Linked DNA regions of Homo sapiens: region 2 is linked to region 1. The links are chromatin loops, found by intact Hi-C in ENCODE. Cell type or tissue: B cell. All regions are shown on one strand. Links, peaks and the distances in the headings refer to the core of each region. The heading gives the core; the rest is flanking DNA. Region 1 has its middle 9.9 kb from the start of FOXC1. Region 2 overlaps GMDS (GDP-mannose 4,6-dehydratase).

The links. A loop is a pair of places that touch in the nucleus more often than their neighbours do. Peaks named below come from ENCODE experiments on the same cell type or tissue, not always from the same donor. Only the 100,000 strongest peaks of a DNase experiment are listed, where the experiment ranks them.
Region 2: it touches region 1 in a loop (2.1-fold over the local background); 1 of 110 quality-filtered maps calls a loop at or near these places.

What each region holds. Positions count from the first base shown.
Region 1 is chr6:1,617,624-1,622,007 of GRCh38, reverse strand. No RefSeq gene overlaps it. Among named protein-coding and RNA genes, the nearest start is that of FOXC1, 9.9 kb to the right of the region's middle. RefSeq lists an enhancer at 2,537-3,399. In B cell, for the core only: no CTCF peak of the experiment used is centred there; a DNase peak (open chromatin) is centred at 2,037; H3K4me3 peaks cover 968 bases; H3K27me3 peaks cover 3,844 bases.
Region 2 is chr6:1,737,349-1,741,732 of GRCh38, reverse strand. The region is part of intron 8 of GMDS (GDP-mannose 4,6-dehydratase); the gene reads left to right. Among named protein-coding and RNA genes, the nearest start is that of FOXC1, 130 kb to the right of the region's middle. RefSeq lists an enhancer at 1,728-2,067. In B cell, for the core only: no CTCF peak of the experiment used is centred there; DNase peaks (open chromatin) are centred at 1,872 and 3,152.

The DNA.
Region 1 (4,384 bases), core at 108-4,107:
ATCGATTTACTTCGGCATTTTTTATCTATTTCTGTGCTATGAGAGAAATTCATTTGGACATCCTTCAAGACAATTCTTATTACAGGGTTTCTTCTATCTTAAATCTCAATTAAATTTCAGTAAACTTATTTTTTCCTGCTCTGCCAGACTTTGGCTGTTGGTTTCAAATGTTACAAAACATCTTCCACCTTGATATTTTTAAGGAAAAACTGAGAAAGTTAAACCTTCAGTTAAACTCACATACCATGGCAAAGCAATCTTGCCCGAGTTTGTGCAGGAGGTGCGTGGAACCCGGGTAGGCCAGGCCCCGTCGCGGGCTCTCTCTGCTGCCCTTTGTCTTTAAGGAATTGCGAGCGAGCTAGGCCCAGCATAATAAACCTGTCACACCTCTGCAGCTGTTTAGGGGCTCAGGCTCAGCCGCTGCTGCTGCTGCGCGCAAGATGGCTCCTTCGGAAGGCCGGGTCCGCTTGGCCGCGGGCGCTGGCGAGGAGCGGGTCGGCGCTGGCAAACCCCACAGGCATGGCTTTGGGTTCTTTTTCGCCCCTTTTAGTAGCCTTCGCCTACACCAACCACCGCGAACCTCGTGGAACCTCTGGCAGCCAGTTGGAGGGCTCCTGGCAGATGCAAGGAGTGTTATTATCGCACTAATGTGTTATTAGAGCTTGGAGCAGGCAGCACTTTAAACATTCACTTGAAAATAACCTTAAATGTATTGTTTACAAGTAACTTTTTAACACCCCTCCCCCCAAGTCTCAAAGCACCCTACGCACTTTATTTGGATTTGGGAGTGCCTACTGGGTGAATTCTGTTTTAAGGTGCAGCCCACACACGTCCAGGTGTTTTCTACAACCTGCATCCTTGATTGGTACGCGGGTGGCATGGAGGGGTGGTGGCAGCGCCCATCTAGGTTTTACAAAATGAGTGTCCCTGTGTGTGCGTGGACGTGCCTCACAAAGAGACCTTCACGTCCGTACATGCCACCCGCACCCTCCAAAAATTGTGGATTGCCATCACGGGGGTCGCTAATACTTTTAACAAGCAGCAGGGGCAATGGGGGACAAAACGGCGCTAGGAACTGGTCCACCGTCCACAGTGTGTCCCCTGAGAACACCCGGGGTCTGGGCCTGATCTCCAGGAGTTGGAGGAGGCGCCCCCGCCCCGTGCCAAGCGGGCCCAAGGCCCGAGGCTCCCCCGCTCACAACCCCGGTGCCCGGAACACGTCTTCGAGGGGCCGTGCTGTCGGGGTTATTACTCGCGACTGGACCTCGCGCCGTGTTGCTCTCCTCGGGCCCCGAGCCCGCCCAGCGGTCTGCACGGCCCAGGCCTGAGCTGCGGGCTTCTCCTGTGGGGCGCGCTGGGAGTGAGCTCTATCCCCAAAGCCCATTTCAACGTCCCAGGTATGACTACGACGGCAGAGGCCGGCCGCCCACCCTCGCCCCCTTCCCCGGCCAGAGCGCCTTTGCCGGGAGCCGACGACCGCGGCCTGACCCCGGGCCCCACCGCCTACTCCCGGCTCCCGCCCTTCCTCCACGGTCAGGGGTCACACACAGCGGACGCCCCGTTCTCAGCCGCCCCTCTGATCTCTGAATTTGGGAGCCAGCGTGTCCGCTGGGGCATGCACTGCCACGGGCACTGGGACCCCTTTGCTGCTGCGGGGAGGAGCCCCGACGGCAGGTGGGAAGACCTAGCCTGCCCGCGTCCCCGCTCCCCAGCTCCTGCGACCCGGGCCGAGGCTCTCAGCCCCTGGGCTTCCCCGCTCCGGGTTTGAGGGAGGGGCCGGGCCTTCGGGCCTGCAGACCCGCCACCGCGCGTGCGCATGCGTCGGCCGCGAGCCCCCGGGTGCAGGCCTGGGCGGCTCCGGCCCGCGCACTTGTCCAGGCGCTGCGGCTCAGCGCGCCCCAACCTCCAGCTCGGGCGGAGAGCGGGGGCGGGACTGAAGCACCGTGTTCCTCAAAGTATCCTCTCGCCGTCGGCAGCCCTGGCCTCGCAAATGCTCCAGCGCGCTCAGGCGCACGCAGAGACTGGCGCGGCAGCCTCCGGGCCAACGGCACGCGAGCAAAGCTGGTTGGCGACCTGGGACACGCAGTAGAAGTTGAGGCTGCACCGACTCCCGCCGCTTCGGGGGAGGCATGGGCCCGGGCAGGCCTAGGAGGAAGCTGCACAGCCCGAGGCCCGGGCGGGAGTGGCGGGCCGCGGGCAAGGGAACGTATATTTGGAAGGGGTCAGGACCTCGGCTGGAGTCTGGCTTTTTATGGCGAGGAAGCCGACTGGGAAGGGCCCTCTGGCGAGGCTTTCCTGTTGTGCCACTTTTCCCCGGCAGCGCCGGGCGCGGGGAACGCGGGGCTGCACCGGGGCGGGGGAGGGGGCTTTACCCGGCGGCTCCGAGGACTCGACTCTGGGGTCGGGCCCGGCGGGTAGGCCTGCCCAGGAGCCAGCTGGCAAATGCAGCGGACTGTCACGTTATTCCACTGTCACCACTTACTGTAAATCACTGTCCTAAGCCTCCGGGAGAATCCGTCGAACCTGAGAGGGGGGAGGGGGATGGGGGTGGGCGCGCAGGAAGCCCCACAGGCACCAGGGACTGGTGACCCAGGACATCAGCCCCTCGAGTTCTCTCTGGGAATTTCTAGCACCCAGACTGTCCCTGACTGTAGGGACCACGGTGGGGCGTCTTCCTTCTAAGCTCTCCCCGGGACACCGGGCGCGCCCCCCTCGCCCCTGGGTTAGCGCACACTCCTCCACGCGATGACCAGCACAGCCACTGTGAGGCCCGGCCTTGGCCGCGTTTGTCCTTTGCGAGTGATAATAATAAAAATCATTGGAATTGCAAGGAAGCCCCTGGCCCCGGCTCCCCAGCCGCTGCTGTCCTGGGTGTCCCGGCTGCGGAAAGACCCCGCAGCCGGGCCCGACCCACGAGTGGAACACCGGGCTGCGGACCCAGCCGGGCCTACAGGACTGGCGCGGGGCTCCGGGGACAGGCCTCGCAGGGCCCTCCTGCGCACCGTCTGGGACGCCGATTTTGCCAACTTGGAGGACAATTTTTGTTTTCACTCTACCAGCAGATTTTTAAAAATCCAGTCGCCGCTGAAACGTGCTTCCCACCCGTCCGGTTTGTTTGTAGCCTTTGACGAGCCCCGGCACAGCCTCCGGGACCAATGACCTGCTTTTATACCGAAGGAAATGTGGAGGCCTTAAGAGTTAATGGCGCTAAATGTGTTGGTTTTCCTGCTTTTTCCCCGGGGTAGGTAATGGGAGGGGGGATGTCCCTCTCTCCACGTCTTCCCTCCCCCTCTCTTTCCATCTCCCTCTCCCCCATCTCGGGATCTAAGTCGTCCTCAAAGCTCTCCAAAAAACTCCTTCCTTTCCCAACCTTGAGTACAGGGAACCACATAACCACCCCGCTGGAGCCCCTCCCTGGAGCCTCCTCCGCCTCTCTAGGCCCTGCCTGGGGTCCCACCACTTGGGTCAAGCCAGAGGCCTCACTGCCTGGTCCTGGCTCCCGCTCTGATGCTCACTTGCTGGGCTCACAAATTGCTCTCCCATGCCCACCCAAGTAGCACCAAGCTGTGTTGACTTAGGGGGCCAAGGAGCAGCCCACTGAGTCCCCTCAGTAGGAGCGGCCTGCAGTGGCAGCTGCAGGAGAGGGTGGGCCCGTCAAGTCCTAATGACACCCATGGGGACCAGTGGGCTTGGAGGGGCCCACGGACACGCCAGAGAAAGAAGATGCTCTTTGGAGAAAGGGAGGCATCCTCTGGACCAGGAGGGGGCCCGGGAGAAGCCCCATTGAGGCTTGCCAGGTCACCCTCCCAACCCCAGGCAGGGAGATTCTGAGCTGGGAGCAATTCCAAGCCCTCCCCGAGGACCACACAGACCCAGCCTCTTCTCTCTGGCTGTGTCTCCCTGTGTGAGCTCCAGCCTTCTCCAAGACAGGGCCAGGTCTATGTGCAAGGAAATTCCAGATCCTACTGCATCTCCCGTAATACGCTCAATATGCTGCAAATTTGAAATCAGTGAGGGAAAAAATCAAGTAAACAACCAAAAAAGTAATATAAACCAGAGGGTCTCTTTGGGGCCAGGGTAAGATGGGAAAGGAGCACAACAAAGGTCTTAAATTGAGCCGTACGCTCCCCGCGTCGTACTTTGGTTTCCAATAAGGTAGATATGGTACATTTTGCTCAATTTTCCAGTCGTAATCACGTTGAGAAGGTTCGTGGAGAAGCTGCTTTCATTTTCCTAAATGGGTTTTGGAGCTGGAATTCATTTACTTAAGTATTGTTTCTTTCCCAGCCGACTAGGACCTGGAACCTGCCTGTCCGGCTGCAGTGTGGCCCCAAGTCTGTTGAGGCCTGGGCGCAAGCTCCGCATCAGGGCTGCATCCGGCCCA
Region 2 (4,384 bases), core at 241-4,240, 120 kb before region 1:
TCAAGCAATTCTCCTGCCTCAGCCTCCCAAGTAGCTGGGATTACAGGCATGCCCCACCATGCCCAGCTAATTTTTGTATTTTTAGTAGAGATGGGGTTTCATTGTGTTGACCAGGCTAGTCTTCGAACTCCTGACCTCAGGTGATCCACCCGCCTTGGCCTCCCAAAGTGCTGGGATTACAGGCATGAACCACCACGCCTGGCCAAAAACATCTTAAAAGAAAGATGAAAGAAATTTGGAAAATTTTCCAAATTTCTTTCATCATGTTATGTGAAAGAAGCCAGACACAGAATGACAAGTACTGAATGATATCACTCCTGTGAAATCTAAAGAAAGATGATAGAGAAGCAGAGAGTAGAATGGTGCTTACCAGAAGCTGAGGAAGGGATGGGTGGAAAGAGGCTGGGGAGAGAATGGTAAATGGGTACAAAGTAACAATAAGATAGGAGAAATAAGTTCTGGTATTCTGTTGTACAATAGGGTGTCTAAGGTTAACAATACCTATTGTATATGTCAAAATAGCTGGAAGAGAGAATTTTTAATGTTGTCACCAGAAAGAAATATGTGCATGAGCTGATAGAGATACACTAACTACCCTGAATGGATCATTATACAACATATACATGTGTCAAAATATCAAAATGTACCCCATAAATGTGTACAATTATAATGTGTCAATTAAAATTTTAAAAACAAAAATAAGAACACTCAGAAAAAGAGATACTGCCCAATTATTTTGTGAACATTTTGTCTCAATATACTTCCAATTTTATGAAAAATATTGACAATTCGTGGCCAAGAGTTACATAAATTTGTTTTGCATGAAAACTTTGTGCAGGAAACTAATGACATTAATTATAGAAAATTAAGGCAAAAATAAGATCTTTTTCAAATTTTACGTATAATATGGGGAGTTGGAAAATAGCATATAGATAGGAAGCAAGAAGATATAAAATAATCTTTGAAGTGTAATTTGGTTATGTTGATTCTTTTGGCCTTCTATTTTATTTTTTAAAGAAGATACCTCATTTTTCAAAAAAAAAAATTGGCCTTCTTCTCTTGTGGACTGAAAAATGCATTGTTGGATTGATTATGTTTGGAATTGAGGGTTTTTTTATACTTTTCAAATATAAAATTTATGTTGCTTCTAAGTAACCCTCCTTTTTTTTTTTTTTTGAGACGGAGTCTCACTCTGTCCCCCAGGCTGGAGTGCAGTGGCACGATCTTGGCTCACTACAACCTCCGCCTTCTGGGTTCCAGTGATTCTCCTGCCTCAGCCTCCCAAGTAGCTGGGATTACAGGCATGGACCACCACGCCCATCTAATTTTTGTATTTTTAGTAGAGACGGGGTTTTACCATATTGGCCAGGCTGGTCTCAAACTCCTGACCTCAAGTGATCCGCCCACCTCGGCTTCCCAAAGTGCTGGGATTACAGGCATGAGCCACCGCACCTGGCCCAAAAATTTTAATTAAAACGTATAGTTTAGCAGAAATTAATATCTGCCACTCTCATTAATTACTTTTTTTAATAACTCTCTAACATATTTTAACAAATTTATATTGTATATGTGAATAACACAGATTATACTTAAACAAGTTTAATGAGAAAAATAAGATGTAAGCATAACATCTTATTCTTTAAAAAATATGTGCACTTTTGTTTATGTTCTCTGTAGGAATCAAACATGACATTTTATTATTAGGAGTGTCCTGTTATGCTCCAAAAGTTGCGAAGGATGATACGCATGAATTATTTTTTAAATGTGTGAAGTATCTATGCTAATAAAGGCTTAAGCATAGTGAAACTGTTTAGTACTATATTAGGAAAGGGAGAAAAGTGAATGGACTTTCCCAGCAGTCAGAGTTCTTCTGTTTTTCAGGAACTGAAACTGAACTCAGAGTAGCCTTAGGTACCTGGTGCTCCTTCAGGGCCCCTCTGCTTCTTGGCTCCAGTGCCCTGGGATGTTGCCTCCATCCCTCAGCTGCTCCCCATGGCAGAGGGCAGTCTAGACTGCCTTTCTGGGGACACAGCCTCACACAGTCAAAAGAGGAATAGAACCTTTAAGAACAATCCACCTAGAAAAATCCTGAGGAAGGACTGTGGCTGGCCCTTGTGGGTCCTGCAGTTATCCCTAGACCTGTCGCTGTGGCCAGCGTGGGACTGGATCCCAGGCCTTGGCCTGTTTTCAGGGTGTGAGGATTCTGGGATGAGCAGCCCCACTGAAAGTCCACTGTTTGAATGCGGGGGAGCAGGGTCTTCCCCTATAGCAGGATGCTATTGCAGAAGAACGGCAGGATGTGCTCCAAGACAGACAGAGACAGCCCATGCTCACCGCGGCACGCAGGGAGTGGTTAGGGCGAGCCTGGAGGCATGCCAGGAGCCGCACCCCTACTGTGTTTAATTTCCAGGGCTGGGGCACTATTGCACTGAGAAGGAAACTGAGGCACAGTGCAGTTCAGTGCTCTCCCCAGGTCACACAGCAAGGGAGTAGCAGAGCCAGGGTCTGAAATGAGTATGTTGTGACCCAAGACGCTCCTCTTTCCTTTATGTGCACTTTTTATCCTTCTTGTTCATATGCTGTCAAAAAAAACTTTGTGATAGGATATTTGCAGTGAACACAGACCCAGGTCTTCATGCCTGTGGGCATCGTCTCCTTCCCAGGTTATCCTCAGTGCTCTCAACAGCTGACGGTGCTCTGTAAATACTTAATTAAGCACAAGTGGATATCCCAAAAGCCAGCTTATCCAGAAAGTCCTCCCAGAAACACCCACTGTCATCCTGATTTCCGCAGATTTCATGGTTAGCCTTATTCCCTCTCATATGGTGGGGACAGCTTGAGGGAAACCACCATGCTTCCTCCCTAGAGGCTTGTTGGAGCTGTCCAGCTAAGGATGAGGAGGATCTGCATTCAGCCGAGAACATGGAGAGGGAGAGGAGCGATTGATTTGAGTCTTAGAATCAGCGGGATTTGGTGAACAGCCAGATGTAGAGGGTGAAGGACAGCCAAGCTCTCTAGTCTCATTAGCATTGCCATTAATTAAGCTAGAAAGCTTTCTGCTAGCTCAGAGTTCTACTTGTTGTGCTTTGTGTCCTTGCCTCATATTACATGAGGCTGTACCGTATCAGACACACCAATCAGCATCTGGAACATTCTCACTTTTGCTATTCTAAGCTCTGCTGTCTCTTCCCATTTTTGTTATCGTTTTTAAAATTTATCCGTTGTAATGTTCTCCGAAAAGGCTTGACACGTGTCGCCATCTGTATATTTAGAATCGACACAGATATTTCCTCTTGAAGTCTTTGACATCACTTGAGTAATTTGAATAATTTTTGTTTTGCATTTATTAGAAAATAGCACATTAATTTGAGTTTGGGTTAGTAGAAGATATTCGGGGAAGCAGATCAGTACCACATGCAGTCCTGATAAAATGTAAGGTAACGTTTTAAATTCTTACACAGTCATTTGTATTGAGAAAGGCAGCCTTATGACAACTGCTTTCTTTTGATAGCATCTGTGTGTGTGTATGTGTGTGTGTATGTGTGTATATGTGTGTGTGTATGTGTCTGTGTGTGTGTATGTGTATCTGTGTGTGTATGTGTGTATGGGTGTGTGGTGTGTGTGTATATGTGTGGTGTGTATGTGTGTGGTGTGTGTGTGGTATGTGTGTATGTGTGTGGTGTATGTGGTGTGTGTGTGTGGTGTGTGTATGTGTGTATGTGTGTCTGTGTGTGTGGTGTGTTTGTGGTGTGTGTGTATGTGTGTGTATGTATGTGTGTATCTGTGTATGTGTGTGTGGTGTGTATGTATCTGTGTGTGGTGTGTGGTGTGTATGTGTGTGGGGTTGCGTGTGTATGTATGTGTGTATGTGTGCATATCTGTGCGCGTATCTGTGTGTGTGGTGTGTCTTTGTGGTGTGTGTGTATGTGTGTGTATGTATGTGTGTATGTATGTGTATCTGTGTGTGTGGTGTGTGTGTATGTGTATGTGTATGTGTGTGTGTGTTTGTGGTGTGTCTTTGTGGTGTGTGCGTGTGTGTGTATGTATGTGTGTATGTATATCTGTGTGTGTGGTGTGTGTATGTGTATGTATGTGTGCGTGTGTATCTGTGTGTGTGTTTGTGGTGTGTGTGGTGTGTGTATGTGTGTGTATTTTTGTGTGTGTGGTGTGTGTGTGTATCTGTGTGTGTGGTGTGTATGTGTGTGTATCTCTGTGTGTGTGTGTGTGTGTGTTTGTGTGTGTGTGGAGCACATTGCATTGTTGGGGCTCTTTTTAGTGCTGTGTTTTGTTTTTCCTTTCACATCAACTTACCACTAAGTATGTAGTGTGAAAAGGAAACACTTTTCTCCTACAATTAAGATGATAGTAGGATAACCCAAACAGG